Regions from separate parts of the Homo sapiens genome. Here regions 2, 3, 4, 5, 6 and 7 are each linked to region 1. A link is a loop called in an ENCODE intact Hi-C map of the cell type or tissue named here. Cell type or tissue: mammary epithelial cell. All regions are shown on one strand. Region 1 has its middle 9.5 kb from the start of KRT74. Region 2 has its middle 25 kb from the start of EIF4B. Region 3 has its middle 25 kb from the start of SMIM41-AS1. Region 4 has its middle 21 kb from the start of KRT78. Region 5 has its middle 35 kb from the start of KRT80. Region 6 has its middle 8.5 kb from the start of KRT75. Region 7 has its middle 5.5 kb from the start of KRT85.

Region 1 (4,000 bases):
GAGCTCCTCCATCTGGAGCCAAGACCACAGCCAGCCCCTTTGGAAAGTTCTATCCCCCTCTCCTACAGAAAAGGAGGCAGGAGATGTTGACACCAGGAGACCAAGTCTCCATCTTCCCATTGTCATGGGCCCCCGCTGAGGCAAGTGGTGTCTTATGCAGGGCTATCAGGTTGGACACACAGCTGTGGGTTCAGGAGGCAGGTTATGAAATAAGCCAGGAGTCTGCAGATCCAAGAGTTGGGGAGAATGACTCACATCATGGGGAAACCCGTCTGGAAGTGAGAACCGGTGAAAGCAGGTCCTGGGTCCTGGTGGCTCCTATTTCAGGGAAGAGGAACAGGGGCAGCGTGGAGCAAGGGTGGGGGCTGCATGTTTTAACAGGGGGCCAAGGAGAAGGCTCAGAGGAACCAGCAGCCCTTCCAGGAAGAGAGAACCTTCTGGAAATGGATGTGGGCTGGGAGGCTGGAGGAGAATGTAATGGGACTGGAACGGAGCCAGAAGCTAGCCTGGCAGGTGTGCCTCAGGTTCGACGAGGCTTGCTTTGCACTAGTCACTGTGCTAAGCTTTTTGCACATTTTAACTCATTTCATCCTCACACCAACCTGTCAGGTAAATACTCTTGTTTTTCCCACATTACAAGTGAGGAAAGAGAAATTGAGCAGAGAAACTGAGTTGCCCACATTGCAGTTATAACTGGGAAAAGAAACAAATCAACAAAAGGATTCAGATCCACACCTGGCCGACTGCAAAATGTGTGTACCTCCACACTGGACTTCTAAGGTCCCTTTCAGTCCTATATCCACCACGCTATGGTTCAGTTCCTGAGCTCGGAGCAGCTTTAATCTAGAACTTGAGCTGCATCTGGAGTTCCAGGAAGAAGAATCTGGAATCTCTCCTGGAGATGGACGAATTGGAAGCAAGAAGGAGGGATTTCGAGGATAAGCCCTCTAAGAGGGGCCTGCATCCAAACGGGGATGCAGCGTGGACGACTTACCGGGGAGGAGGGATGGACAAGCCAATGGCAGCTGGTTTGCAGGAGAGGAGGGACCCTCAACATCTCTGGTGCTCCTGGAAGCTTTGCTAAATGTGAATGTAAGAACTGAGGGGCAGTGCAGAACAATTGTCCTTTGTGTAGTTGCCACTCTATAGGTGGCAGAAGTGGCAGAGCCCCTGAGATGGAGATTGGAAACAGCTGGCAAAGGGCGGCTCAAACCCCAGAGCAGCTGCCAAATGGGACCTAAGCAGTCTTTAACAAGCTCCCTGTCTCCAACAATTCACATCCCTGTTACCGCCTCCTCCAGGAAGCCTTTCCAGATTGTGTTCCTCTCTCAGGCCTTTCTTCCTATGGAGCCCCCTGGCTGTGCCTTGCCAGTGCCTCCATGCCTGGCTCATCTACTGCCTGAGAAAGAAAGAGTTCTCAGAGGAGGGAGGGGTTTGCACACTGTGCAGGCAGGGCTTAGGAGAGGGGGTCTCAGCTGAGTCATGGGGGCCCTCACTCCAAGGACCTCTGGATCAGCACCAAGATTTTCAGGAAAAGCTGTCTGAAGGCCTCAGGTTCTCTAATAAGAGGTGTGGAGGTTCAGGCAGCAGGCAGCATCAGCCCCTGCCCCCTCCTCCTTCCTGTAAGAGGAGAGGCCAGAGAGGAGAGGAAGAGGAGACAGGAGTCAGACCCAGGCAACACAGAGGCTGGGGCCAGCCTGGGCATGCCAGGGAGTGAAACAGCATCCCCTCCCACTGGCAGCTCCGCGAGGGGCGCAGAGCCTGTCTAGGGTCATCCCACGCCCTCTCTGCTGTAGGGAAGTCTTTCCTCCAGAGTCACAGGGGTAGAAAGTGCAGTATCCAGGACCAATGGCAGAGGGCAGTGTGTGCACAAAATAGAGGCACCGAGGGTTTTTCCCCTGCTTGGAAATGAACAGCCAGTGAACAGATAGGAATGTATTTTAGTGAATGGACCCAGTGCCCTCCACCTTTCACTTAGCCCATCTCGGCCAGGTCTCTGGGCAAAGTCCTGCTGTTGGTCCACACCTCTCAGACATGAACCAGCCCACAGCCAGCAAACACAGACGTATGCTTTAAAAATACTAGTAATAACAGTGAGCATCTACAGGTGTCAGACTGTGTTCCAGGCACTGTTTTACTCCCCTTATCTCTTTTCCTATTCTCTGATCTCCTCTAAGGTGAGTTCTTTGAAAGGTAAGGAGGTGTCGAAGCCAGGAGCATAGACTCCAGAATCAGACTGGAATTCAGATCCTCCCATTTACTAACCAGGTGACATTTGGTTAGTTACTTAACTCCTCTGAGCTTCAATATCCTCACAAGTTAAATGGACATTATAATAATCGCATCTTATAAAAATAATACATGTCAGATTGTTGGGAGAATTAATTGAGTTACCAGCCATAAAGTGCTTACCAGAATGAGTGCTGAGAACAGTTTCTGGCAACAGAAAGCACTTCATAATGGCCAGCTTGTATTTATCTTCTTTTACAAGGGCAGGATCTTGCACTAGGCCACTACTGGCAATTAGAAGAGCTAGGATTCAAAGCTAGGTATATGACTCTTCTGCCACTATGCTAGGCCCAAGGGGACCATTTATCTGACAGTCCTGGCTTTGCCAGTTGTCCAAGGATCCACCTTAGTATTTATTTAGATCAAAAGTGTCCCAGTTTGAGTGACTGCCTGCACACAAATGCATATAAGACACAAATTTATTAACACAAATATGTCATATCACTTGCATACCAGACAATTGAGACATGGGTATGTTGTGTGTATATCCAGCTCTTTTTCCCAGGGAAGGTGGGCTAAACTAAGGCATGCATTCCCATGGTAAAAGTGCTGACTGCAAGCCGGACCCTGGAACAAGGGGATGTAGGGCATGGAGTGAGGGACAGACATGTGAGCAGCTGATATGACACCAGAAAAATAGAGTGCCGGCTTTAACACAGGCTCAGGACAGGGCTGTGAGTGTACAAGCCACTGGTCCAGCCCCGGCTGCTCACCAGTGGTGTGAACATGGACAGGTCACTCAGCCATCTGGGACTCGGTTTGCCTGCCTGTAGAATGGGGGTGTGGGGTAGGGAGGTGTTGGGCCACAGCTGTATTGATCCTTCTCATGTAATGCTTGAAGATGGATGGGTCCACCTGGAGGGACCAGGCACCACAGAAATGTGGGTGGTGGAGTCTCAGCCAGGCCACACAGGTGCGCAGGCTGTCCATCACGGGTAATGGACATCTGAGGTTGAGAAAATGATATGTGCAAAGGCCCTCAGGTGTGAAAAGTCTGGCCTGCATGGGGAAAGGCTGGAGAATAAGGTGGGAAACGACACGGGGGAGACAGGATCTCGGGCACTCTGAATGCCATCCTCAAACGAGGTTTGCACTTGAAAGATGGTCTCGCATTAAGGGTTTTTTTCAAATCAACTGTGCTAACTGACTCTGAGAAACAAACATTCTTGCAGAAACACACACATACACACACAAACATACACACACATACACATACACACACACGCAGAGCTAAAAGAGCATCCTTGAATCTCTCAGCTTCTTACTCCACTGAATTTTTCTTCATAGTAGTTAACACTGCTTGACTTCATATTATATATTGCTTTGGTAGGTGCATATTTTCACTCTCCCTCTATGGGGCCAGTGTCTGTGCCTATTTTGTTTATTCTGGTATTCCCAGTGCCTGAGCAATGCCTAGCTCACTAAATATTTGTTAATTGAGCACTATTTCATATACACCTTAGATAGAGAGGCTACAAGCATATATACACACAGGCCTTACATGTTAGGGTGAAAAGGAAGTTGGTTAAAAGAAGAGGAAGACAGGGCCATTGTGTGGGAGCAGGACTGGGGAGTGAGTGGTGGGTGGTGGAGAGTGAGACAGTGGGAGAATGAAGGGAAGACCACTCGCTACACAGACAGTGAGTGTGCTCAACCATGGGTGCTTTGAGAACCAGAGCAGGAAGCCATGAGGAAGCTCTAACATCTGTAT
Region 2 (4,000 bases), 400 kb after region 1:
GCTCCCACCAGCTTCATAATTCTTGTTCATCTTAGTAAATGACACACCATCCATCTAATTGCTTGTGCCAGAAACCTGGGAATCATATTTGACACCTCCTTCTCTCTTGGTCTACCCTATGGATCTAATAAATTAATAACCCTACTTCCACAGTAAGTCCAAATCTATTCCTTTCTCCCCATCCACACCCCACATCCAGGCTGTAGGCATCTGTCCTCTGTACTATCACTGCAACATCTTCCTAACAGAAAGTCTTCTCATGGCCACCAGTAACCACTCAGCCTTCCTCCACACACCAGCCAACATGGTCTTCTTTAAAAATAAATCTCAGCCGGGCTTGGTGGCTCACACCTGTAATCCCAGCCAAAGTGGGCGGATCACCTGAGGTCAGGAGTTCAAAACCAGCCTGGCCAATGTGGCAAAACCCCATCTCTACCAAAAAAAAAAAAAAAATTAGCCGGGCATGGTGGCAGGTGCCCATAGTCCCAGCTACTCAGGAGGCTGAGGCAGGAGAATCACTTGAACCCAAGAGGCAGAGGGTGCAGTGAACCAAGATGGTGCCACTACTCTCCAGCCTGGGTGACAGAGCAAGACTCCATCTCAAAAAAATAAATAAATAAAAATAAAAATAAATGTGTGCCAGGCCCAGTGGTCCCAGCTACTTGGGAGACTGAGGTGGGAGAATCTCTTGAGCCCAGAAGTTTGAGACCAGCCTGGGCAACAGAGCAAGACCACCTCTAAAAAATATATAAATAAATAATAAATAGATAAAACTAGATCTCATAATATCCCTCACCTACTTAAAACCCTTCCGTGACCCAGGAAGCATCCAGACTCCATGGCCAGTGCCCTGACTCTGTGTTCCAGCTCCTCTTTTTGCAGTCTCCCCTGCTGACCAGCCTCCAGCCACACCATTCACTCCACACACACACTCCTCCCTTAGCTCCCTCCCACCTCCTCATCAGCGATCTCTCCCTCACCTTCCGAGGCTCTGGCTAAATGCTCTGGTATACAGAAGGAGCTTGATGAGTATGGGGAAGGTATGGGAACAGAGGAAGGGAGGAAAAGCCATGGCGACAGGGTGACACTTATAGCAACAAGTTGTATGGTGAGGGGGGCAGGTTAAGGGATGAGGCTGCAGAGCTCCCTTGAACTATCCCTTTAAGCATTTTGTAATGACTCCTATCCCTTTAAGCATTTCATAGCAAGATCTGCACCTGTTTGAGTTATTCTGTTTTATTTCTGGCACTGCATCAATATAGCCATTTGTTTTATTAAATGACTCTGATGGCATTTTTTTTTTTTTTGAGATGGAGTCTCGATCTGTCACCCAAGCTGGAGTGCAATGGCATGATCTCAGCTCACCGCAACCTCCACCTCCTGGATTGAAGCTATTCTCCTGCCTCAGCCTCCCGAGGTACGCACCACCATGCCCGACTAATTTCTTGTATTTTTAGTAGAGGCAGGCTTTCACCAAGTTGGCCAGGCTGGTCTTGAACTCTTGACCTCAAGCCTCGGCCTCCCAAAGTGCTGAGATTACACATGTGAGCCACCACGTCCGGCACTGATGGCCTTTTTGACTTGGTGACTCCAGCTGTCCCTGAGAAAAGCAGTCTTGCCTCCCTCTGCCCCCTGGTGGCCTTCTAGGTGCAGAGACCATTGTTCCAGTCATCCTGGCTACTAGAATGGCTTTGATTTTCTGGCTTATAGCACCACCATTTGGCCAAATTTGCTAATAGGCGGCTGCTCCATCCACATTGACTTCCAATTTCTTTTCAACCTTCTCATTGGCAGAGTTCATGGAATCAGAGCCTCTTGGAGCTTAAACAACGTCAGTGGACGTAAGAGCTCTCCAGAGCCTCAAGCAAGCTTGCAGTTCATTCTGGAGGGCCATGCTAGCGGCACAGACAGAATGGCAGTGATCATGGTGCAGGAGTCGAGGAACTGGCCCTGTGAATGTCAGGCATGTGTCCCCCTGGGTTTCCTGGTCCTTCCCTATTTGCCCTTGCCCTGACACACCTCTCATCCTCCTTCATGCTGCCTCCTGCACAATGCTTCTCCAGATTGGCTCAGTCCTATTTACACAGTCTTTGATCTGGTGTTTATGTCTTTTTTTTTTTTTTTTGAGACTGGTCTCAAACTCCTGACCTTGTGATCCACCCGCCTCAGCCTCCCAAAGTGCTGGGATTACAGGTGTGGGCCACTATGCCCGACCTATGTCTTTATTTTTTTTTTTATTTTTTTTTTTGAGACGGAATCTTGCTCTGTAGCCCAGGTTGGAGTGCAGTGGCACGATCTCGGCCCACTGCAAGCTCTGCCTTCCAGGTTCACGCCATTCTCCTGCCTCAGCCTCCCGAGTAGCTGGGACTACAGGCACCCGCCACCACGCCCAGCTAATTTTTTGTATTTTTAGACAGAGATAGGGTTTCACCGTGTTAGCCAGGATGGTCTCAATCTCCTGACCTCGTGATCCGCCCGCCTCGGCCTCCCAAAGTGCTGGGATTACAGGTGTGAGCCCCTGCACCCCCGCCCGACCTATGTCTTTATAATAATACCTAATATTTATATAATGCTTTGCAGTTTATGAACTATTTTATTTTATTTTTTATTTTTATTTTTTTGAGACAGAGTCCCACTCTGTCACCCAGGCTGGAGTGCAGTGGCATGATCTTGGTTCACTGCAACCTCTGCCTCCAGGTTTCAAGTGATTCTCCTGCCTCAGCCTCCTGAGTAGCTGGGACCACAGGCACGTGCCACCACGCCCGGCTAATTTTTTGTATTTTTAGTACAGACAGGGTTTCACCATGTTAGCCAGGATGGTCTTGATCTCCTGACCTCGTGATCCACCTGCCTCAGCCTCCCAAAGTGCTGGGATTACAGGCGTGAGCCACCAGGCCCAGCCTATGAACTCTTTTATACAGAACTACCACTCTTCAAGTGCTTACTGTGTGGCAGGTACTGTGCTAAGGATTTGAAATAAATGATCCCTAAGCTTTCCAAGATAGGTAAGTATAAGTGGTCCCATGTTATGAAAAAGGAAACTGCCAGGCGTGGTGGCTCACGCCTGTAATCCCAGCACTTTGGGAGGCTGAGGAGGGCGGATAACCTGAGGTCAGGAATTGGAGACCAGCCTGGCCAACATGGCGAAACCCTATCTCTACTAAAAAAATACAAAAATTAGCCAGGCGTGGTGGCAGGTGCCTGTAATCCCAGCTTCTCAGGAGGTTGAGGCAGGAGAATTGCTTGAACCCGGGAGGTAGAGATTGCAGTGAGCCCAGATTGCACCATTGCACTCCAGCCTGGGTGATAGAGTGAGACTCCATCTCAAGGAAAAAAAAAAAAGAGAGGCTGGGTACAGTGGCTCAGGCCTGTAATCCCAGTACTTTGGGAGGCCAAGGTGGGCGGATCACAAAGTCAGGAGTTCGAGACCAGCCTGGCCAACACAGTGAAACCCCATCTCTACTAAAAATACAAAAATTTGCCAGGCATAGTGGCGCACGCCTATAGTCCCAGCTACTCAGGAGACGAGGCAGGAGAATCGCTTGAACCCAGGAGGCGGAGGTTGCAGTGAGTTGAGATCGCACCACTGCACTCCGGCCTGGGCAACAGAGTGAGACTCTGTCTCAAAAAAAAGAAAAAGGGAACTAGGGTTTCGGACAAGACCAAATGACATAGTAGAAAAAGCTTTGAAGTCAGACCAGATCCAAGTTTGAATTATTTATTTGTTGTTGAGTATCACAAACTGTCAGTTCACTCCCTGGATAAAAATTGCATGTGAACACCTCTAGCCAGGGCATGCACTCCTCAATCTTCCATAGTCTGCACCACTCCCAGTGACCTACACCACTTCGCACACTTGCCTATCTGAACCCTGACAGTATTTGAATTTGAGACCCTTAAAAATATTATTCCACTTGATCTTTAACAGGGGTTTGTAAGGAAGGCAGTAGCATAACAAAGGTAGGAGGGTAGGAGGATTCCACCCTGAGTCAGGCAAGAA
Region 3 (4,000 bases), 440 kb before region 1:
AATCAGGTCATGTCACTTTGCTATGTGCCCCACTATGCTATGATGTGCGTCTTCTGGTCTCAGCAAAGGAAAGCCAGGTCTTAATGTGAGCCTCTCAGGCTCTCAGCCCCCATCTCCCACAATGCTCTCTCCATCCATCACCCCTCCCACCCTCAACCACATGGCTGGCTCTCCCGCCTCCTTCAGGTCTTCAGAGACATTACCTTCTAGTGAAGCCTTCCCTGACCACACTACTTAAATGTATGATCCCTCCTCCTGCCCCTCCATTCCCCTCTCCTGTGTTATTTCTCTCCATAGCCGCTGCCGCCTAACATACTGTCTTTAAGACTGGCTGCATAACTTGTAGTCTCAATGCAAAATGAAAATGTGGGGACTTTCATTTAAAAATTATTAAGAACTCCCAGGCAGCAGAGCGGGACCCTGGGTGGCTGCCTGGGCTGCATGCCCACATAGCGGCCCTCACAGTGTTCTTTTATTTTATGGTCCTTCTTCCTCACCCAGGAGGTAAGCCCTACTAGAGGAGGGATCTGGGCTTTGTCCACAGTAGTATTTTAGGATCTGCAGCATCTAGAATGAAGATGCTTTCTCACTTTTCTTAAAGTGAGAAAGGAAAGAGTCACATTAGAGGTCAGCACAGAGAAGGAGCACCTCACTCAGCCAGAGGGTGTGGGGAAAGGCTTCAATGAGGACGCACGAGGCAGCCGGGTCTGGAAAGGTGGGCGCAGGGCTGGGGGAAGCCGGTTGGGGCCTAGACAGCCTGTGGGCATGAGTGCAAGCATAGGGGTAAGAGAGTGCAGACCCCCGGGCTCTGCGGCTTCTCCATGGAGCAGTGCTGGGGATTCAGGCGTTACCCTGAAGGGTTGGGGTTGCATGTGCCTTGGTTCCAATCTACCTGTGTGACCTCAGTAGATGACTTAACCTCTCTGACCTTCAGTCTCCTCCTCAGTTGTCCTTATTATAGGGATAATATAGGGAATGGCATAGTCTAGAGCATACAGTAAAGTGTTGGGTACAGTAATGATAATATCTGGTGTATTTGGTGCATTTGGTGTCTGGACTGGTGGAAGAGGCTGGAGGTCTGTGTAGCAGGTGTTTGGGGAGTAAGGGGGCTGGGAGACAGTGGATAGGGTAGGCTCAGTGTCAGCCCTGCTTGCTTGAAGGGCTGCCAAGAGGGGACCCTTAGAGGTTAAGGAGATTGGGACCAGGGAATGAGGGAGACTTGTTTTTGAAGGCCTCTAAGATTCTGGCCTAAACAGTGTGGCCTCAGGGCCTGGGGCATGGTGTTTAGAGAGGGAAGAGTTGCTCCCCATCCCTCCTCCTCAGCATCCGGTCACAGACAACTGAGGCTTTGAGGGCTGAGGACTGAGCTGGCCATGGGTGGAGGATGGGTGCTCTCCAGAGCAGAGTTCTCATGCCACGGAGGCAGCGGTGTCTTCGCAGGGAAGCAGAGCACAGCCAGTGCAGGCTTGCTCCTGCTTATAGGGCAGTATTCCTGGGGCCCCGAAATTAACTGGAGGACTTTCTGAGGGACTACCTGAGGCCCTGCAGCACGCAGCTGAGGGCCAGGAGCCTCTCTGACTTGGGCATTGATGTCAAAGTGACCCCATGTTCACTCAGGCTGGTGACCTCCTTAGCAAAGTGCCTAGCACATAGTAAGTGCTCAATTAATGGGAGTTGATAGAACCTGTGTCCTCAGTGTGTGTCCTCAGGAGGGCTCTGCAGGGCACTGAGGCCCGGTGGAGAGAGGGTGGGCGGGTAATGACAAGCACAAGGGCAGGAAGGGACCTTAGCAGAGGCTTATCTGCACTAAGCCCATTTTGAGAAGAGAAGACTTGCACGAGCATGGGGCAGAGGCCAGACAGGGGGACAGTGGGCCATAAGGAATCTCCCCGCTTCCCTGCCATGTCCCTTGACTAGCCAGAGCTTCAGACGTGAGTGTCCCCCTCCTGCTGGCCTCCACCAGGAAGCTGCTCAGGTCCCTCAGACCCAACATGTCTGAGATGAGCTCTTCAGCCGCCTTCCCAGCCCCTTGGTCTCCCCAGCCAGCCAGTCCCAGAAACCTGAGAGTCGCATGAGATCCTTTCTTCATCTCCAGCCCCTGGCCCCTCCATCACTGAGCCCGAGGCAACATCTACACTTTGGCCACGCTGCCTGCCTCTGGCCACTGTGTTTTTGCTAGCGTGGTGCCAGGCCTGACCTCCTCTCTTCTCTTCCCCTGGGTCATGCCCTCTAATTTGGGCCTGGGTGCTCAGTAAGTTCTAGAAGCAGTGGGTGGCCAGGGGGTCTGGGGCACGGAGGACTCTTTTTTTCTGGTCTGGGTCCTGGGTTGGGTCCTTGTCCCCTATGTGTCCCACACCTGTCAGCTGGGGGCGCTCCTGCCCCACAGAACCCCAGCATCCTGGCTCCAAGTGGGGGTGGGGAGCCTCTGGAGCCTCTCCCGGCAGCTGGGCCTGCTTGGCCTGCCCGGCAGGTCTGGGTGTGGGTGGAGAAGGCCAGGAGAGGGGTTGGGGAGGAGCACGTCTGTGTGTGGGTACAGGCCTCGGGGTGTGGGGGTACAGGAGCTGGGTGGGTGTGTACATGCAGCTTAGCTGTGTGTGTGTGTGTGTGTGTGTGTGTGTGTGTGTGTGTGTGTGTGGTGTGGGCAGAGTTCATGGTGTGGGTTCTGTGGAGCCTGGGGACCTCACGGTAGGATTCCTTGGACATAGGTGAAAGGCTGGGCCTGGCCTCGTTTGCCCTCCAGCTCCTTCCCCAGGGCTCCCCACCTCATCACCCACTGGAGGCAGATCTTCAGCAGGCTCCTTTGGAGGGCGAGCTTTGAGGTGTAATCCCCACTCTTCACCTTGGTTCATCCCTAAAACGGTTGTAGCCTCAGTGTCCTTGTAAGTACAATGGGGAGAAGGACACCAATGTTGCAGGACTGTTGAAGGGACAGTGGGAAGCACCTAGGGCCTGGCCTCCACACAGTAGCAGGAGGGATGGAGGTGTCACAGCTGTGCCAGGCAGCAAGAGCTGCGCCCAGAGAGGCTGTGCCCTCAGGAAGCTGGAGGGCTGGAGGGTGGCAGAGGCCCACCACAAAGCTGTGGGGTAGGGGCGGGGAAAGGGCCATCAGACCACAGAGCACAGTGGTCCGGGCTCAGAGAGGGGACGCTCCCCTTGTAGGAAAGACAAGATTTCACCAGGGAGTGCACTCCAGGCCATGGGCGGCCTAGCAAAACCAGGGAGGTGGAAGATGTGGGACCTCCTGACAGCAATAGCGGTCTGGTGTGGTGAGGATCTGTGGGGGTCAGGCTGCTGGGTGGGATGGCTGAGTGTTGGGGCCTTGACCGTTAGTGAAGAGCCCGTAGTGGAGGGCGGGGCCCAGGCAGGGAGACCAGCTGGGGTGGGGCTAGGGGCCCGAGTGGTCAGCAGGCAAGAGGGGCCGGGGCCTGGGCCTGGATGGCAGCTGGAGGGGAGAGGTTCACTGGGAGGAGAATCTCCTTTTCCTCTTGGACTGCATCGTAGGGAATCGAGGTTAGATGACTAGAAGAACTTCCTGGCGCAGATCTGGGGAAGCCCTGGCCCAGAGGCCTGGCCTTTACCCATCCCTGGATCCTCTGCCTCTCCCCAGCTCCCACTGTCCTCAGACACCCCTTGCCCCTGTCTGGGATTCTGGGGGTGAGCCCCGGCCTGGCCGAGGCCTGCTGCAGGGTGAGAGTTATGTTCCAGCTCCATTGAGTGATAAGTGCCACACTGCGACCTCTCTGGGTCTTCCCTGCCCACTACGGTGGGGGCGTGGGGCCCCTGCTCCATGGGCTGGGCTTCTGACAGGACAGTGGCAGGCCAAGGAAAGGACCTACCAAGCCCACCTTGGCTTGAAGGCTGAGGGGGTGAGAGAGGGCTGGGCGGGCCTGGTGAGTCTGGGGCACCTGGGCCTGCCTGCGAGGGTCCCTGAAGCATTGTGACAGTGACTGCAGCAGGAGGACTTCAGGCTGAGGCTGAGGGAAGAGTCCCAGCAGCTTCC
Region 4 (4,000 bases), 290 kb after region 1:
TGTCTCAGTTGTCAGTAGTATTATATGTATCAAGAATAATTAGGCCAGGTGCAGTGGCTTACGCCAGTAATCCCAGCACTTTGGGAGACCAGGGCAGGTGAATCTACTTGAGCCCAGGCATTCAAGACCAGCCTGGGCAACAAAGTGAGACCCCCACGTCTCTACAAAAAAAAAAAAAAAAGGAAATTTGCTGGATGTAGTGACTCATGCCTATAGTCCTAGCTACTTGGAAGGCTGAGGCAGGAGGATCACTTGAACCCAAGTGTTTGAGGCTGCAGTAAGCCATGATCGCACCACTGCACTGCACTCAGCCTGGGAGACTGAGGGAGACCCTGTCTCAAAAAAAAAAAAAAAAAAAAAAGAAGTAGAATTATCACTTAATGTTCAACTACTACATGCCAGGTGCTTTACATAGCATACCTCTGATTAATCGCATATTATAGATGGGGAAACTGAGGCTTGGTTGTCCTAGATCACACAACCAATAGTGGCAGAGTGAGAATCTGAACCCAGGACTATCTGTAAAGCATTTCTCAGGTCTATGCCTGCATCTGTCTGTTCTCCAGCTGGAATAGCCACCCCTCCACCAGAGGGGATGGAGGAATCCAAAGAGAGAATGCACTCAGGCCAGATGGGGCAACTAGCAGAGCCATGGGCTGGGCAGCTGGTGAAGGCTCCAGTGAAGGGGAGTGTAAGGGGCCTCGGGAAGAAAGGGAGAGAGATTGTTAAGTGAAAGAAGGGATGAGGAGGGGGGCCAGGCCTCTGTGCCACCTGATTGAGAGGGCAGGCGCATGGTTGCATGCAGTGTGGGAGGGAATAGGGTGCAGAGATGGTGGAAAGGAGGCCTGTGGCTGAGCCCAAGTGCCTACTTCCCTGTGCTGTCACTGCCCCAGGGAGGCCTGGGCCATTTGCCTCAAAGCCAGTGGTGGGCCAGGGGCCTCAGACCCCAAGGAGTGTACATGCTGGGAGCTTCCTGAGCAACCAAGAGCCTCCAAACTCTGGAACGTGCCAGGGTTTCATTCCTGGAGCCACCTCATTCCCAGCCACAGAGAGGAGTGCTCAAGCCCCAAGGGTCTCCAGGGAAGAGAAACTCAGTGGGACTCCAGAGTGACCAGCCAAGAAGGTTCCCAGAGGGGGAACAGAGAAGAGGGGCACCTGGCTGGAGATTCAGGAGACAGGAGATGGGCAGGGAGCAGGGAAGGTGCGGAAAGCAGCAGAGACAGCAGGGGAGGGGAAATGAAGAATGTGCGAGGAGGAAACTGGAATGAAAGTGCCAGCTGGGGCTGGAGCACATCACTTTGAGGAGGAGACAGAGCAAACCTCACCTAAGGCCACCACCCCCAGCCCCATCCCAGCTTCCCCAGGCCCTGCTAAGTGCCAGGAAGAAGCAGTGTCAAATGCAAGGAGGAGCAGGGCGTCAGTTCCCCACAGCCCCTTCCAGGTCTCTGGAGCTCTATTCCGGAAAGGAGAGGGGAAAAGTGTCACTTGAAGCCCCCAGGCCTCATGAAGGCCTTTTGCAAGAGGGAGGCACAGAACTACATCAAACCCCCTTTAAAAGTTTCTTGGCAAGCCTGACCCACCACAGGGTAATAGGCTGGTGCTGCCACAAAGGGGACTGAAGTTAGGTGACTACAGCCATCTCTGAAAGGACAAAGTCAATATACAGAAGGACTAGGTCCAGGGACCCTGGTCAGGCAGGGATAGGTGGCCCCATGGAAGCTGGGAAATAGTCAAAATGTCTTCTCTAGATCCCCCTCCCACATTTGACCCTCTGCCCCAGTCTTTTTGTGCCAAACCACAGCCCAGAGTCCCCATTCTCTGGGACCTCTCAGAGGAACTCTGCTCTCTAGGTGGTGGGGGTGGGGCCCCCGTTACATTATTTTCAGACTCACTAAACACCTATTAATTTGTAGGGGGCAGGAAGACTGGGAAACACTAATCCAACCCCATGGGAGCCATACAGAAACCATATGAAAAAATGAGGATAATGGTCCCTGCCATGGGTTATAGTGACAATTGAGGTTTCCAAGTACTTAGCACATGCCTGGCGCAGTTGGTTACTTGTGGGGAGGGGCAGAGAAACGGACCCTAACGCACACAGACAGGTAGAGAAGAGGCAGACAATTGCAGGGCTGCTGGAGACAGTGCCTGGGCCCAGACACCCTCTGGCACTGGCCAGGCTCATTTGCATGTCATTTGCATGTGCTCTGACACTTGTCACTCCTGTCGCTTCAGAGCCTCTGGGTCACACATTGTCTCTGTCCCTTCCTCATGTCACTTCCTGGATTCCCAAGGGCTGAGGGGACCCCACAGAGAGAAGAGAACCCCGAGTCTGGGGGTCAAGGAGCCTGAGGGAGGACCCGGAGTCTGAAAAGGGTGGGTGCTTTGGCCGCCTGGAAGCCTGGCTTAGGGCGACCCCTGCAGGGCAATCCTAGAATGGAGGGAGGAGGCGGAGAGGTGAGCTCGGGCTCCCCCCAGCTCCCAGGGCGGCACCAGCCTGGCCCTTTTACCTCCAACACGCCCTATGCTCCCTGGCACCCTGGAGTCTGAAGGCAGTCCACCGACCTGGGCCAGATAGAATCCAGAAACTCACAGCTGCCCCAATTAGCTAAAACAAAGGGGGTCAATGTGGGTTGTACCAAGCATCAAAGCAGGAATATCTGGGGGCTCCAGGCCATCAGCAACACCATCCAGATACCACTGGACCTGCACCAGTGCCTACCCTGGGTGCCACAGCCCCATCCTGCCACCCAGCACTGGAAGGGATTGTGATTTTAACTGGGGAAGAATTTAGGGAACAGAGAGGATTGTGAGGGACTGGAGAGAACCTCACATAGCCTGTACTGAAGGTGGACCCACCAAGGTTTCTCCAGCTGGGGTCCCATCCACAGAGGACAACATCGGTGGGAATAGACTGCAGCTGGCGGGATTGAGGTCAGGCCAGGGAGGGAATCCCCACCATAGTGGCGTTACTTGGGGCCCACTGGGAGACACCTAGTTCCCTTCCCACCCAGAGGCAGTTCTGCCTGTCCAGTTCAGCCGGGAGGGAAACAGCAGAGGAAATGCAGCGACTGCAACATTTGACTAAGGGGAAAAAAAATGTCAAAAATGCTCTGAGCCTGCAGTTTGCTTGTTGACATACACAGATGCTCACACTTTTGCCATTGGGTTCCCTCCACCCACCGCCCCTGCCTTGGCTCAGCGTGTGAATGGGGGCAGAAGGGAGGGCAGGGCAGAAGGGTGTGTGTGTGAACAAGTGAAGTCATTCTCTCTGGGTGGCTCCTTTTAATTAGCACCCTGAAAAAACTCCCAGCCAGCAAAATTGAGTCTTGCCAACTGGGAGCCCCATCATTCTGACTCATCCAGGCCCTGGGGGCGAGAGTAGGGGCACGAAATCTGAGAGTCAGGAAGGGGGTTGTTGAAAGCCTGGGCATTTGAGAAGGCTTCTCAGTCTTCTGGAGGACCCTCAGGAAGGACGTGGTCACATCTGAGAGTCAGTTGGCCCCTGGGAAGCTTGGACTGAGTTGGTTCAGAGCAAGAGAATGGAGGTTGGCAAGGCATCAGAGAAATCACCGCTTTCCCCAGCTCCCCCGAGGAGACCAGCCCCTGAGCTTGGCCAGGGTCAGCCCTGGAGGTCATACTACAGGACATTACATCAGGTCCAGGCCTGGGTGAAGCATTTGGGCCATTTCAGTTGTACTCAACATTCTAAGCAAAGAGTCACCTGATATCTTATGGCCAACCCCCAGAATCTAGTCCCCGGAACTGGAAGCAGCAAGTTTACTCTATGAAGGGGACAGAGCAAGCCTCAGGCACCTTCCCTCAAGACCCCTCGCCCCACAGTCCAGAGGACTGTCCATGCCCCTCCTCTCCCTCAAAACTTTTCTGCAGGCAACTGCCTGATAAACCTCCCAGAATCTGTGCCAGCCTCCTGGCCTGGTGTGTTCAGTTGCTCCACTGTTGCCTGGATCTGACACTCTCTTCCCCTATCAGGCTGGGA
Region 5 (4,000 bases), 430 kb before region 1:
TTTTTTTTTTTTTATTGGAGATGGAATCTCACTTTGTCACCCAGGCTGGAGTGCAGCGGTGTGATCTTGGCTCACTGCAGCCCCCACTTCCTGGGTTCAAATGATTCTCCTGCTTCAGCCTCCCAAGTAACTGGGATTACAGGTGTGGGCCAACACACCTGGCTAATTTTTTGTATTTTTAGTAGAGATGGAGTTTCACCATGTTGGCCAGGCTGGTCTCGAACTCCTGACCTCAGGTGATCCACCTGCCTCGGCCTCCCAAGGTGCTAGGATTACAGGCATGAGCCACTGCACCCAGCCAGAAAGCTACACTTTCGAGGGTTGACCTTGAAACTACGTGGGGCCATGTGGCTATCCCTGATCCCCTGGAAGGTCTTCAGAGTTAGCTTATCAGCTCAAGTTATTCTCCACTCTGAGTACACGACAGGGAACTCCTCTCCCTCAGTGCTTAGGCACTGGGGTGGCCATGGGGGTTGGGGCAGCAGTGGCCTGTCAGGGCAGGGTTTTGCAAGGGGACTTAGCATCCTCGGGAGAGGAGGACACTGGCCATCTTCCTTTTTCCAGGAGGTCATGGGGAGAGTATGTGGTGGGACACCGTGGGCCTCCCTCCACCAGAAACATGGTCTTAGCAGCCACGGGCTTGTAGGGGGATGGAGCTGAGGAGAGGACTGTCAGGCAGGCTGGAGAGCCTCCAGGGGGACCCTAGTCTCCCCCAATCTCAGGGAGCTCCTTAAAGCAGCCACAATCCACTGCAAAAGGGCAAAGCCTATGGGGGGGCCTGGGGGAAGTAGGACTCCAAGGCCTCCATTTTGTACCCCTAAAGGCTGTAGCCAAGAGGAGGAGGAATGCAGGATTCCCCGCTAGGCCCTGTTCTGACAGGCTGGGGAGGAAGGGTGGGGCTCCCAAGTGAGCCCACATGCTCCTGATCTCAGGTCGTAGCTAGGCAGCTTTGTAAACAGCAGAAACACAGAGCAGCCTCTGTGTGTGTGTGTGTGTGTGTGTGTGTGTGTGCATGTGTATGTGTGTGCCTGTGCTGGGGGACTCACGCCCCAGAGGGGACCCTTCTCATTACTTTATAGTCACAGTTATATACAGGTCTGAGGCTGGGGTTCTGCCAGCTAATGCTTGCTGGCATTAGCTGTGTTGCAGGTCTGTGTTGCAGGTCTGCTCCATGTATTGTCTCCTTTAATCTTCCCAACCCTATAGGCAGGCATCCTTATTACCCAGTTTTACAGGTGGGGAAACTGAGGCTCTGAAAGTTGCAGATGCTCAGGGTCACAGAGCAACTGAGTGATAAAGCCAGGTCAGGGTTCAAATTGAGGTCTGTCTGACTTCAGTCCAGTTATACTCCTGGCACCTGTGGACGTGTGTGCATGTGAGCACTGATCAAGGGCTATGTGTATGCACATGTGCGGATGTGTGCTTTGATGGTGGGCCTCAGTCTGCCTGCGCCTGTTGAGGACACCTGCATGTAGGCGTGGATGTCTCCGCCCAGGGATGGAGGTGTGCACACAGATGTCCATTTGCACTTATGTTTGCACAATGCACGTATGTTGGGTACACATGTATGTGTTGTATGTGTGCACATGTGAACATATGCATAAGAACATATGCTTGTGCACAGTGTGCCTGCATTTGTGAGTAGGTGTGTGCATAGGCTGTGCATATGTGTGTTCATATCTGCAGATAGCCATGTCCCCAGGTATATGTGGTCATCTCCAAAGGCTGACCTCACTCCAGTTCACTCAGCCTGTGTCCCCTTCTCAGGCTCCTGACTCACCACATGTGTGGAATCTATTTGCATGTCAGTCCCACTGAGTCAGTGTCACAGCAGGATGTGTGATGGCCTTGCTGGTGGTACAGGGACTTCGAAGGAGGGGCGCTTGGGGAGAGGTAGGATTGGCAGGGATGAGTGTTGAATAGGAAGGTGGCGGATGGGATGAAAGAGATTAAGGCCAGGTGTGGAGGCGGGCCTAGGTGTTTTTCAGCCCCCAGTCAGGGGTAGAGGCCTCAAGGAGGCTAATCCTGCCCCCTGTACTTACCTCTTTCTTATTTTTTATTTTTATTTTTAGATAGAGATGGGGTCTCACTATATTGCCCAGGCTTGTCTCGAACCCCTGAGCTCAAGCGATCCTCTCACCTCGCCCCAGGAACAGCTCTTTGCACTGTCCCAGACCCCAGGCCATAGGTATCTGGTTCCCCATTGGGCGTGGAGGTGCAGATGAGGCAGTGGTCAGCAGGGGGCGCTCAGAGCCTGCAGATGGTGGGGAGCCATGGAACAAGCAGGTGGGAATGGGAGTGGGGAGGGTAGGGCTGAACCACGGGCACAGACCCACCTGCGGGGAAAGGGTGGAGGAACATGAACTTTGCAACATGAGGGGCAGACTCCCAGAGGGCCAGATATACACATCCTCCCCAGAGGGACAGGCCCTCTCCAACAGACTCACAGACCCTCAGAAGGACAGACACAGGGACAATCCCTCACCCTCTGAGAACATTCCGGGCCCAATGAGCCGGAGGGAGGTGAGAGTGACCACACTGGCCTGCATGTCCCTCTGGAGGCAGGGGGTGTTGGCTCTTGGTGACAGTGAGGAGGGGAAGGAAGGCAAGGGCTCTAGAGTCAGGCACGCTCAAGGTCTGACTTCAGCGTTGCCTCTGGGTGACCTGAGCTCTCCTGAATGGGGCAATGTCTTCCAGGTGTCCAGCTCAGGCCTGGACACGCAACGTCACCCTGGAGGTTATGAGAGGTTGCCAGAGCCTCCGTCATTGGTATGTCTGCACATTTCTCCAAGCATCTACTAAGTGCCAGGTCCACTGCAAGGCGCTGGGGATATGGTAATGATCAAGTCACACTCAGTGGCTCCTGCCACTGCTAGGGAGCTAACATTCTAACGGGGGGAGTATCTTAGGATACTTGGGATACAAAATGATCACTATTCCCCCCATTTGATTATTTGAAGTGGAAATTATGGGACAAAAGGCAGAGACTGGCAGGGAAGGCCCTTTCCTCTTTTATTGCTTATCAAATGCAGGCTGAGAAAAGTCCAGATATTATGGTACTGCTGTGGTCCCCTGCCTCTTACTGCAGAGGTCAGATCCAAACCCTCCATCTCATTCAGTCAAAGCTGAGGTTCAACAGTGGCCCCTGAGGCCTAGTGTAGGCTGAACCCCCCGCCTCTCCCCTCATCCCTCCTCGCAAGTCCTCAAACATGATAGGCAGGTTCTGCCTCCGGGCCTTTGCCCTTGCTGTTCTGCCTCTGGGCCTCTGGCCTTGCTATTCTCTCTTCCTGGAATGGTCTTCCCCAGGCTTCTGCGTGGCTTGTTTCTTCATCTCTTGTTTTTTTTTTTTTTGAGATGGAGTCTCACTCTGTCACCCAGGGTGGAGTGCAGTGGTTCAATCTCAGCTCATTGTAACCTCTATCTCCTGGGTTCAAGTGATTCTCCTGCCTCAGCCTCCCCAGTAGCTGGGACTACAGGCACCTGCCACCACACTCAGCTAATTTTTTTGTACTTTTAGTAGAGACGGGGTTTCACCATGTTGGCCAGGCTGGTCTCGAACTCCTGACCTCAGGTGTTCCACCCGCCTTGGCCGGCCAAAGTGCTGGGATTACAGGCGTGAGACACTGCGCCTGGCCAAAATGTTCCTTTCTTAGTGAGGCTTTTCCTGACCTCCCTATTAATCACCCTACTCTCAACATTCCCTATGCTCTTTCTGCTTTAGTTTTCTCCATAGCACTTTTTATCAACGTCTAGTCAGCTATGTCTTTTACATGAATATATTTCTTCCTTGTTTTTTTCTTCCCATGAGAACATAAACTCCATGTGGGCTGGGATTTGGGCAGATTTGTTCACAGCTGTATCCCCAGGGCCTAGAATGTGCCTGGCACATCGTAAGTATCAATAAATATTTGTCAATGCATGTTTGTCAAGTGAATGTTGAGTGCTGGCCTTGCAGTGGCACACCCCTCTTCCTGACGGGGGCTAATGATGGGTCGGGGGT
Region 6 (4,000 bases), 140 kb before region 1:
TCCTGCTGGCTCCAGATGCCCCATCTCGGGCACACACAGTAGCATGGCGGGAAGCAGCGCTAAGCACAGGAGGTGAGGCTGAGGTAGCTGGTTGGGTCTAAACATTTCCCAGGGATAAATCAGAGTGGATCCACCCACAGACACTTCAGATGGGATCACTGAATGCATTCCTGCCTTGTCTCTGTAAAGCTGTGTCTGACATGAGGCATCCGGGTGATGCATTGTTTGCTTGTGTGTTTCCGTGAATGAGAACTTCTGTAGCCATGGAGCTGTGTTTTCCATGATCTTGAGAGGACAGGTCCCTTTGGCACCCAGTCTTGGCCTAGGAATTCTTGCCTCATTCTGAGGTGCATGGCTCCCAGCTGACCTGTAAGCACTAAATCAGCACACACTGATGATGAGGATGGTGACAATGACAATGAGGTCAGGAGAGCCATTATGCTAGGAGTGACTGACTCAGTGTAAATGGAGAACAGAAACCTCTTCCTGCTCTGCTTTAAGAGGTGTAGATATTTGAAAGCCCCGACGCAGGGGAATGAAAAATTAGGGCCCATGACTCATTCTTGACAAAGAATTAATCTCTTTGAAGGAAGACTCAGCAGAGGGCTCTTCTAATCAGCCAGCTCTCTTTGTGTGTGTTCAAAGTGCAATTGATTGGCATGTCTCTTGGAGGAGGGTTTCCAGAGTGTAAAACCAGATATATGACCGGCATGTCATGAGTAAGATAGTTTCCACTGAACAGACCAGGGCTGTGTCTGTGATGCAGGTTACATCCGAGCAGCCAGGACGCCACTTTCCTCCCTTCCCAGAAAAGGGTAAAATGGCTTAGAAGGCCCACAGGCAGACGCCAGGATGACCTCTGCATGATCCTACCTGTGGATATTCCGGCTGTTCTCCCATCTGGCCGTGAGGGAGAGGAATTCCCTTTAAAGGAAATGCCTGAAAGTGCTTTTCATTCACCCCTCAGCACTGGTTTATTAAGCAAGAGTTAGTCAACCTGGGGTGAGCCCAGAGACTAATGAAAATGACCAATGAATTGGGAAACAGAGGTGGGAACAAAGGGGGAAGGAGCTATGACGGGAGACCAATGTCTTCCTTTGTCGTTGCTGCTCTTACCATCAGGGAGTAAACTTAATTGGCAAGAAGGATTCCATTGAGGACTTCTATGTTCTAATGGTGAACAGAAAAATATGCTTCTAAGGGAAGTTGTAGAGATTTCTGTAGATTCTTCCTGGAATGATTTAGGGGGTGTGATTCTGCAATAAATGGAAGTTTAAAAAAAATCTTTAAGATAAGCACCTATACTCTCTACCCTGATAATGCTCTTTAGGCATCATGGTATTTTACAGATTTAGGATGGAAATAGGGTTTCCCTGCACCTTTCAAAATTTCCCCCGGAAGGGACATGCCCACAGAGCCCCTCTGAAGTTGGACCTGCCATTGTTCATGTTCCTTCATTCTTTGCATCCATTGCCCTTGCCTCTTGGTTTATGTGGAGTGTGCTTACGTGTTCATGGGTATATTTCTGGCTCTGCCAGGTGAGAGGGATTTTTCAAAGGTAAGCACATAATTCAGTTGAATTCAACATGCATCTAATAATGTACCTACCCTCTTTTAATTTGTTCTGAAGTATTCAGGACCCTGCTATGCCACAGGTAATCTTAAACTGTATTGCTGAGTGACTTTGCGGGGTTGCTGAGTGATATAGGGCACCTCTGAACAAATAATGAACTTTTGAAGACATTTTCCAAGGCATAGGTAACACAGGCTAAAGACAGTCACAGTTCACTCATCACTTTCTCATCACCGAGGAATGAACAAGAAGTCAAAGTAGGGGAAATAAAGCTTCAGAGACTAGCATAGGCTCCCAGGGTAAGGAAAGACAAAAGCAAAGATTGGAGGGAGTCCAGAGCTGGGGGAGGAGAGAACAGTCGGCTGAGCCACCTTGGGGGAAAAGCAGGCATTCCTCTTTTTCCCAATGTGGGCTGGAATTTCCAGGCTAAAGGGCGAGCATTGCACTGGCTGATGTCACCGTCCAGTAGATGCCTAGTTTAGGCGAGGAGCCAGCTCTGGTGTCTGCTGTTAGCACCCAGAGCAGTAGCTCCTTCACTAGAGGGCAAGCAAAGCAAGGAAAGACTGGAGTGGTGGGGAATGCGGTCAGTCTCATCTTGTTCATGCTGGCAGCACTCTCCCTCCCTCCTGGGGCCAGAGTGGGAGCTGATGGAGTCAGATTCCCTGAGTAAGACCACACCTCCCTAGCAATGCAGAAGAGCAGAGTTCCTAAGATGAGGCAGGTTGTTCCTTGGATCCTGGCTCTGCCTCTTACCCACCAAGTTAGTTAACTTTTCTGAGGCTTGGTTTCCTCATCTTTAAAATGAAGATAAAGTTTAGCAAGGCAGTTGGGTACAAGACCAAGGTACAGAAATCAATCATTTTCATGCATTACCTTTCAGTAATTAGAAAACGTGATGGAGAGAAAGGAGAAAGGAGTTCTAACTCATAACACAAAAACTCTGAGATGCCTAGGGATACCTAACAACAACAACAACAATAACAACACAACAAAATGCACAAGAATAACCAGAAAACATTGAAGACAAACAATGAGTAGGACTTGCTGTATAAGAAACCAACATGTAAATAACAGAGTGAATGTCACCAAGATGGCAGAATACAAGGTAACCTGTTCATATCCCCCCACAAGATATTCTGCACCCAACCACAGTCCAAAATCTCTCTGCAGGTTCAGACATCATTGCACATCCTTGAGCATCGAGGATGTTCATGGAAAAGACCTCACCAAATGGACAAAATAAGGCACCAGAGACTGACCCTAAAGTAATAGAGAAAGCAGCATGTAATATAAAGATCTAGTAATCACAGTGGTGTGATCAGACAAAGAGATCAATGACACAGAAGATAAAGTGTATGAATTCAGCATGTAATAAAAATGGCATTTCAATGGTGGAAAAAGTAGGATGTTGATCTTTATGTAGCAGAAAAGTATGAAAATGAAAATAGCAATTACCCAAATTCATACTCCTCAGAATTAATCACTATTAGTATTTTGTCCTGGCAAGATGGCGAACCAGCTGGGGCTGTTATCTTCCTCCCACAGGATGAATCCTGAGAAACTGTAGAAACACATGAAAGGCACGGATACTAGGACGTATGAATTTTTGTTGTTTATCTGTAGTTCAACTTTAACTGAGGTTTCAGTGCAGTGGTTCATGCCTATAATTCCAGCACTTTGGGAGGTTGAGGTGGAAGGATCACTTGAGCCCAGGAGTTTGAAACCAGCCTGGACAAATAGTGAGACCCTAACTCTACAAAAATTACAAAAAAGAAGAAATTATCTAGGCATGGTGGTGCATGCCTGTGGTCACAGGTACTCAAGAGGCTGAGGCAAGAGGATCACTTCAGCCTGCGAAGTCCAGTCAGCAGGGAGCCATGATTGCACTACTCTACTCTAGCTTGGGTGACAGAATGAGACTATGTCTAAAAAAAAAACACAACAAATTTAACTGGGCTTCCTCTATTTTGTCTGGACAACCCTATTCACAGGAGACTGGGATGCCTGCTCCAAGTCTCAAGCCAGCTGGCATCTAGCTGGCCTCTCAGAGAGGGTAAGCATCTGGATTTCACTTGAGGGTAGTGAGGGACCCTGCCAGTAGCCTGCTGTCCTCGAGCTTTTTACCTGAGGGGGGAGAATGACTTTGCCTGGCACACTGGGAAGTTGTCCTAACAGCTTTTGGGACTTGAACAACGTGGCAGTTCCTACGCTCTGCTTCCACCATGCCTTTGACTTCAAACTCTAGACTGCAATGATAGAAAGGGAGGGGGTCACTAATTCCCCAAAGTCTCCTCCCGCTCCAAAGCTTCTGCTAATGACCTACTCAGTGGCAAGACGTTTGCTCACCCACAGACAACCATGGGAAGAAGGCCAGACCTCAACTACAGTAGTGACGCATGGGAAAGAGTCTCTGCTGTGGCATCAAAT
Region 7 (4,000 bases), 210 kb before region 1:
TTCCCCATCCTGCACTGTCTGTCCTCCCAGTTTTGTGTTTGTGCCTGCCTGGGCTCTTGTGGGTTGTCTTCCCATCCCTCCTAGTGGGCTGGTCCCCCTCAGTCAGTCCTGATGGGCTCCCCATGGACAAGGCCTGCACAGCTGATTCAAACTGGGTACCGCCCTTTGCCTCTGCTGGCCACACTTTTATTATGCATCTAAGGCTACGCCACTGCCGCTGCTGAGACGCAGCTCTTGGAGGCTCTTCTTAGCCCTCTTTCCCTCTCTTTGACTTTCACAAGACTTGGGCATGATTCAGGGACCCTAAGTGAGAGAAAGGAGGGTCAGAGCAACTCTACGTTCTCCAGTGTGTCATGGCGGGGTTCCGTGCCCAGCTGACACAGCTGCTCCCTGGCCTGCTCCACGGCAACTCCAAGAAACTCCATTCTCCTCCCGAACTCTGTCCACGTGCCTTCCTATTGGCAGCATTCCCTGGTGCTTTGCTGTTTTCCATGGTTACTCGGGATCAGAGCAGTGGCTCAGTCGTTACAGAGCCTCTGATTTCAGGAATGTACTGCATGAATGGTTTTGAAATGTTTTCTTTCTTTTCTTTTTGGCAGTTGAGCCATCTCCCCAAATCCTAGGAGGAAAACAGCTATATAAAGCCATGTATTTACTTATGTAGTTATAGAATAGATAAGATTGACATGCTGGTCTCCCTGTTTGCCCCTGGCCCTCCAACTCCATTCTCAGCCGAGGAGAGTAAGCCCCGTAAAACATAAGTTGGATCATGTCTCTACCCTGCTCAAACACCCAATTCCCCATTTTGCTTGGAGTCCTAACAATGGCCAACAAGGCCCTGCACTGCCTGTCTGTGTTGTGGCCTTTGTCACCGGTCTCCCTGTGTTCAGCAACCACAGTGACCTCCCACTGGAGCACCAGGACAGGGTGCACTCCTGACTCAGGGCCTGTGCCCTGCTGTCTCTTCCACCCAAATGCTCCCCTGTCATCCAAGTGGCTTGCCCATTGCCTCCTGCAGGGCTTTGCCCCTATACCATCTCTCTGACCCTTTAAAAAAATGGCAACCTGCCCTCCACCCCAGGGCACTCTCCATCCAGCTTATCTTGCTCTTATTTATTTATTTTTCCATCACACTTAACACAGTCCAGAATTTACTTATTTATTCTATTTGTGGATTATTGTCTGTTTTTCCCATCACCCCAAAGTAAACTCCATGGAAGCAGAGATTTTGTCTGTTTTGTTCATTTTGTTCACCTAGAAAAGTGCTGGGAATATAGTAAGTGCTCAGTAAATATTGTTGACTGATGAATGTATAAATGAATGGCTATCTTGGATACTTTAGATATTTGAGGTTTGGCAGAAAATGACAGCTTGTGGGAAGCCTTGGCCCTTGAGCCCCGAGGAACACATGCAGTTTGAAAGCCATGGGACTAAGACCCCTCCCTGGCTCTTTCCTGCTTCAAGGCTGTGGTTTTCTGAATACCCATGGAGACAAAGAACACAGAACGGTGAAAACGGCTGGGTTGGGCTGGTGAGAAAGGAGATAGATTTATTTTTAAAAGCTGTTACTTATTGTTTTTATGTTTGTGTCCTAATTACAAATCTGGAGAAAAACAAAATGGTTTTACAAGACTCTAAGCTCCCTCCTCTCCTTGCTATATTGCACAAGCCAATCCTGCTGGTAGCCTGCTTTGAAAATCTCCTACGCCTTCTTGTCCGAAGTTGGTGGCCAGAAGAGGGCAGCAAATTCCCACAGCTGGCCTGGCAGCAGTTCAGTCGTGGCAGAAGCAGAGAAGGCCAGGGATCTGCCTGCAGCTGGCTCTGGTTTCCAGATCTTTGGAAGCTGGAGACAGTCCCTGACGCTTCTGCATCCACCTGTGGTTGGTACTGGAGTGGCTGAGCTGCTGACAAAGCTATTGTTCATTGACAAAAGAGAAACACCACCACCACCACCACTACTGAAGCAATTGTGTACCCACTGTGGGCCAGGTTGAGTGCCAAGCACCTTGGATTACCATTGCATGTCATCCCCACATCTCTTTGAGGTACGACATATTTTTCCATTTTACAAATGAGGCAAGAGGCGTATTGAGATTACGTGACAGGCAGAACAGCACAGTGGTGGTGAGCATGGGCTCAGGAGTCAGAGCTCCTGTGCCTCACCACTTATTTAACCTCTCTGGGCCTCAGTTTTGTCATCTGTCAAATGGGAAATAATAAAAGCACCTACCACCTAAGGATATTGAAAGAATAAAATGAGTTAACCTGTGAGAATTATTTGGAACACTACTCAGTTCAACATATGTTAGGTATTATTGTTACCTCTCATTACCTTTGGTCACGCAGCCAGTAAGTGGAAGACCTGGGATTGAACTCAGGTCTGCCTGTGCCCTTGTCCATGGGTTTGACCCCTATGTCATCTCTGGGAGATAACTGACATATTAATAATATTGAGTCTTCCAGCTCATTAACACAGTATATCTTTCTATTTATTTAAGTTTTCTTTGATTTCTTTCATTAATGTTTTGTAGTTTTCAGCATACAGATCCTCATATACTTTTTAAAGGTTTATGCCTAAGTATTTATCCTTTGGAATTAAATGGTACTATTGGAAATGATATTTCAACAATTTTTTAATTTCCATTGCTGGTGTATAGAAATACAATTGATTTCTGTATATTGACCTTGCATCCTGCAACCTTCCTAAAGTCACTTATTAGCTCTAGTAGATATTTAAATAAAGATTTCCTAGAATTTTCTATATAGAAAATGAAGACTTCTGAGCTGTATTTCTTCCTTTCCAACCTGTATATTTTTGCCTTAGTTCAGTGGCCAGGACAGCTTGTACAATACTAAGAGTGGTGTAAGCAGACTTCTTTATTTTGTATCTAATCTTAGAGAGAAAGCATTCAGTCTTTTACCATTAAGTATGCTGTCAGCTGTAGGTTTTTTTTTTTTTAGATTTCATTTGCCAGGCTAAGAAAGTTCCCTTCAATTTCTAGTTTGCTGAGAGTTCTCTCTCTTTTAAGCCAAGAATGGATGTTAAATTTTGTCAAATGCTTTTTCTGCATCTGTCAAGATAATTATACTGTTTCTCCTATTTAGTCTGTTGATATCATGAATTACATTAATAGACTTTTGAAAGTTGAACCAACCTTGCATTCCCAGGCTAAACTGTCATTGGTTATGATATACTATCCTTTCATTTGTTACTGTGCTTACTTTACTAATGCCTTGCTGAAGATTTTTTCATTTCTGTTCATTAAGGATACTAGTTTATAGCTTTCTTTTCTTATAATGTCATTGGGTTTTGGTGCAGGGTAATGCTGGTCTCAAAAAGAATTGAGACGTTTTCCCTTCTCTTATGTTTTCTGGAAGAGTTTGGGTTGAATTCTTTCTTAAATGTTTGGTAGAATTCACAAGTGAAAATGCTTAGGCCTGAATTCTTCTCTGTGGGAAGGTTTAAAACTGTACATTCAGTGCACACTTACTAGATATAGAGCTATTCAGGCAGGACTGGCTACATAATTTACAAGGTCTATCTTGGTGAATGTTCCCTATTATCACTTGAAAAGAATGTATACTTTTCTGTTTGGGGTGGTGTGCTCTATAAATGTCAAGTAAATGAGGTTGATTGAAAGTGACACAAATTACCAAAGACAGTGACAGTAGGCATTAAACTTTCCTTCTGTTAATCTGTCTTTGGTCATCTTAATTCACAGACTCCAAGCACTAAAACTAAGTGGGTAAAGGAAAGCTTTTTCTCCCTGACAGTGTGTTTCGACCATTTATGCTATATGTAATTATTAATATTGTTTTATTTAAGGTCTGTGATTTTATTATTTGTTTTCTTTTTGGCCTTTCTGATGTTTCTCTATTCTTTTTTATCTTCTTTGGATTATTTAGATATTAATATATTTTCCTTTGATCTATGACTTAAAAAACTTATTTATTATTATAATTATTCTTATTTTTGCAGAGAAAGGGTCTTCTGATATTA

What was found. Peaks named below come from ENCODE experiments on the same cell type or tissue, not always from the same donor. Only the 100,000 strongest peaks of a DNase experiment are listed, where the experiment ranks them.
Region 2: it touches region 1 in a loop (4-fold over the local background); 47 of 110 quality-filtered maps call a loop at or near these places.
Region 3: a loop joins it to region 1, with 10 times the contacts of the local background. A loop is called at or near these places in 29 of 110 quality-filtered maps.
Region 4: it touches region 1 in a loop (9-fold over the local background); 101 of 110 quality-filtered maps call a loop at or near these places.
Region 5: a loop joins it to region 1, with 6 times the contacts of the local background. A loop is called at or near these places in 30 of 110 quality-filtered maps.
Region 6: it touches region 1 in a loop (2.4-fold over the local background); 2 of 110 quality-filtered maps call a loop at or near these places.
Region 7: it touches region 1 in a loop (6-fold over the local background); 30 of 110 quality-filtered maps call a loop at or near these places.

The regions. Positions count from the first base shown.
Region 1 is chr12:52,581,331-52,585,330 of GRCh38, forward strand. No RefSeq gene overlaps it. Among named protein-coding and RNA genes, the nearest start is that of KRT74, 9.5 kb to the left of the region's middle. RefSeq lists an enhancer at 3,708-3,877 and a cis regulatory region at 3,793. In mammary epithelial cell, a CTCF peak has its summit at 1,847; DNase peaks (open chromatin) are centred at 251 and 1,751; H3K27ac peaks cover 1,647 bases.
Region 2 is chr12:52,979,366-52,983,365 of GRCh38, forward strand. No RefSeq gene overlaps it. Among named protein-coding and RNA genes, the nearest start is that of EIF4B, 25 kb to the right of the region's middle. In mammary epithelial cell, a CTCF peak has its summit at 1,667 (motif pointing left); a DNase peak (open chromatin) is centred at 1,696.
Region 3 is chr12:52,141,325-52,145,324 of GRCh38, forward strand. No RefSeq gene overlaps it. Among named protein-coding and RNA genes, the nearest start is that of SMIM41-AS1, 25 kb to the left of the region's middle. RefSeq lists an enhancer at 2,679-3,496. In mammary epithelial cell, a CTCF peak has its summit at 2,370 (motif pointing right); a DNase peak (open chromatin) is centred at 2,437; H3K27ac peaks cover 1,590 bases.
Region 4 is chr12:52,868,238-52,872,237 of GRCh38, forward strand. No RefSeq gene overlaps it. Among named protein-coding and RNA genes, the nearest start is that of KRT78, 21 kb to the left of the region's middle. RefSeq lists enhancers at 1,797-2,297, 2,298-2,798, 2,302-2,351 and a silencer at 2,112-2,191. In mammary epithelial cell, a CTCF peak has its summit at 2,424 (motif pointing left); a DNase peak (open chromatin) is centred at 3,324; H3K27ac peaks cover 1,799 bases.
Region 5 is chr12:52,154,714-52,158,713 of GRCh38, forward strand. No RefSeq gene overlaps it. Among named protein-coding and RNA genes, the nearest start is that of KRT80, 35 kb to the right of the region's middle. In mammary epithelial cell, a CTCF peak has its summit at 2,231 (motif pointing right); DNase peaks (open chromatin) are centred at 928, 2,248 and 2,698; H3K27ac peaks cover 3,314 bases.
Region 6 is chr12:52,440,828-52,444,827 of GRCh38, forward strand. No RefSeq gene overlaps it. Among named protein-coding and RNA genes, the nearest start is that of KRT75, 8.5 kb to the left of the region's middle. RefSeq lists an enhancer at 1,285-2,484. In mammary epithelial cell, a CTCF peak has its summit at 2,108 (motif pointing right); DNase peaks (open chromatin) are centred at 204, 574, 964 and 2,014; H3K27ac peaks cover 3,079 bases.
Region 7 is chr12:52,371,001-52,375,000 of GRCh38, forward strand. No RefSeq gene overlaps it. Among named protein-coding and RNA genes, the nearest start is that of KRT85, 5.5 kb to the left of the region's middle. RefSeq lists enhancers at 1,694-1,863, 3,371-3,540 and a cis regulatory region at 1,779. In mammary epithelial cell, a CTCF peak has its summit at 1,735 (motif pointing right); a DNase peak (open chromatin) is centred at 1,751.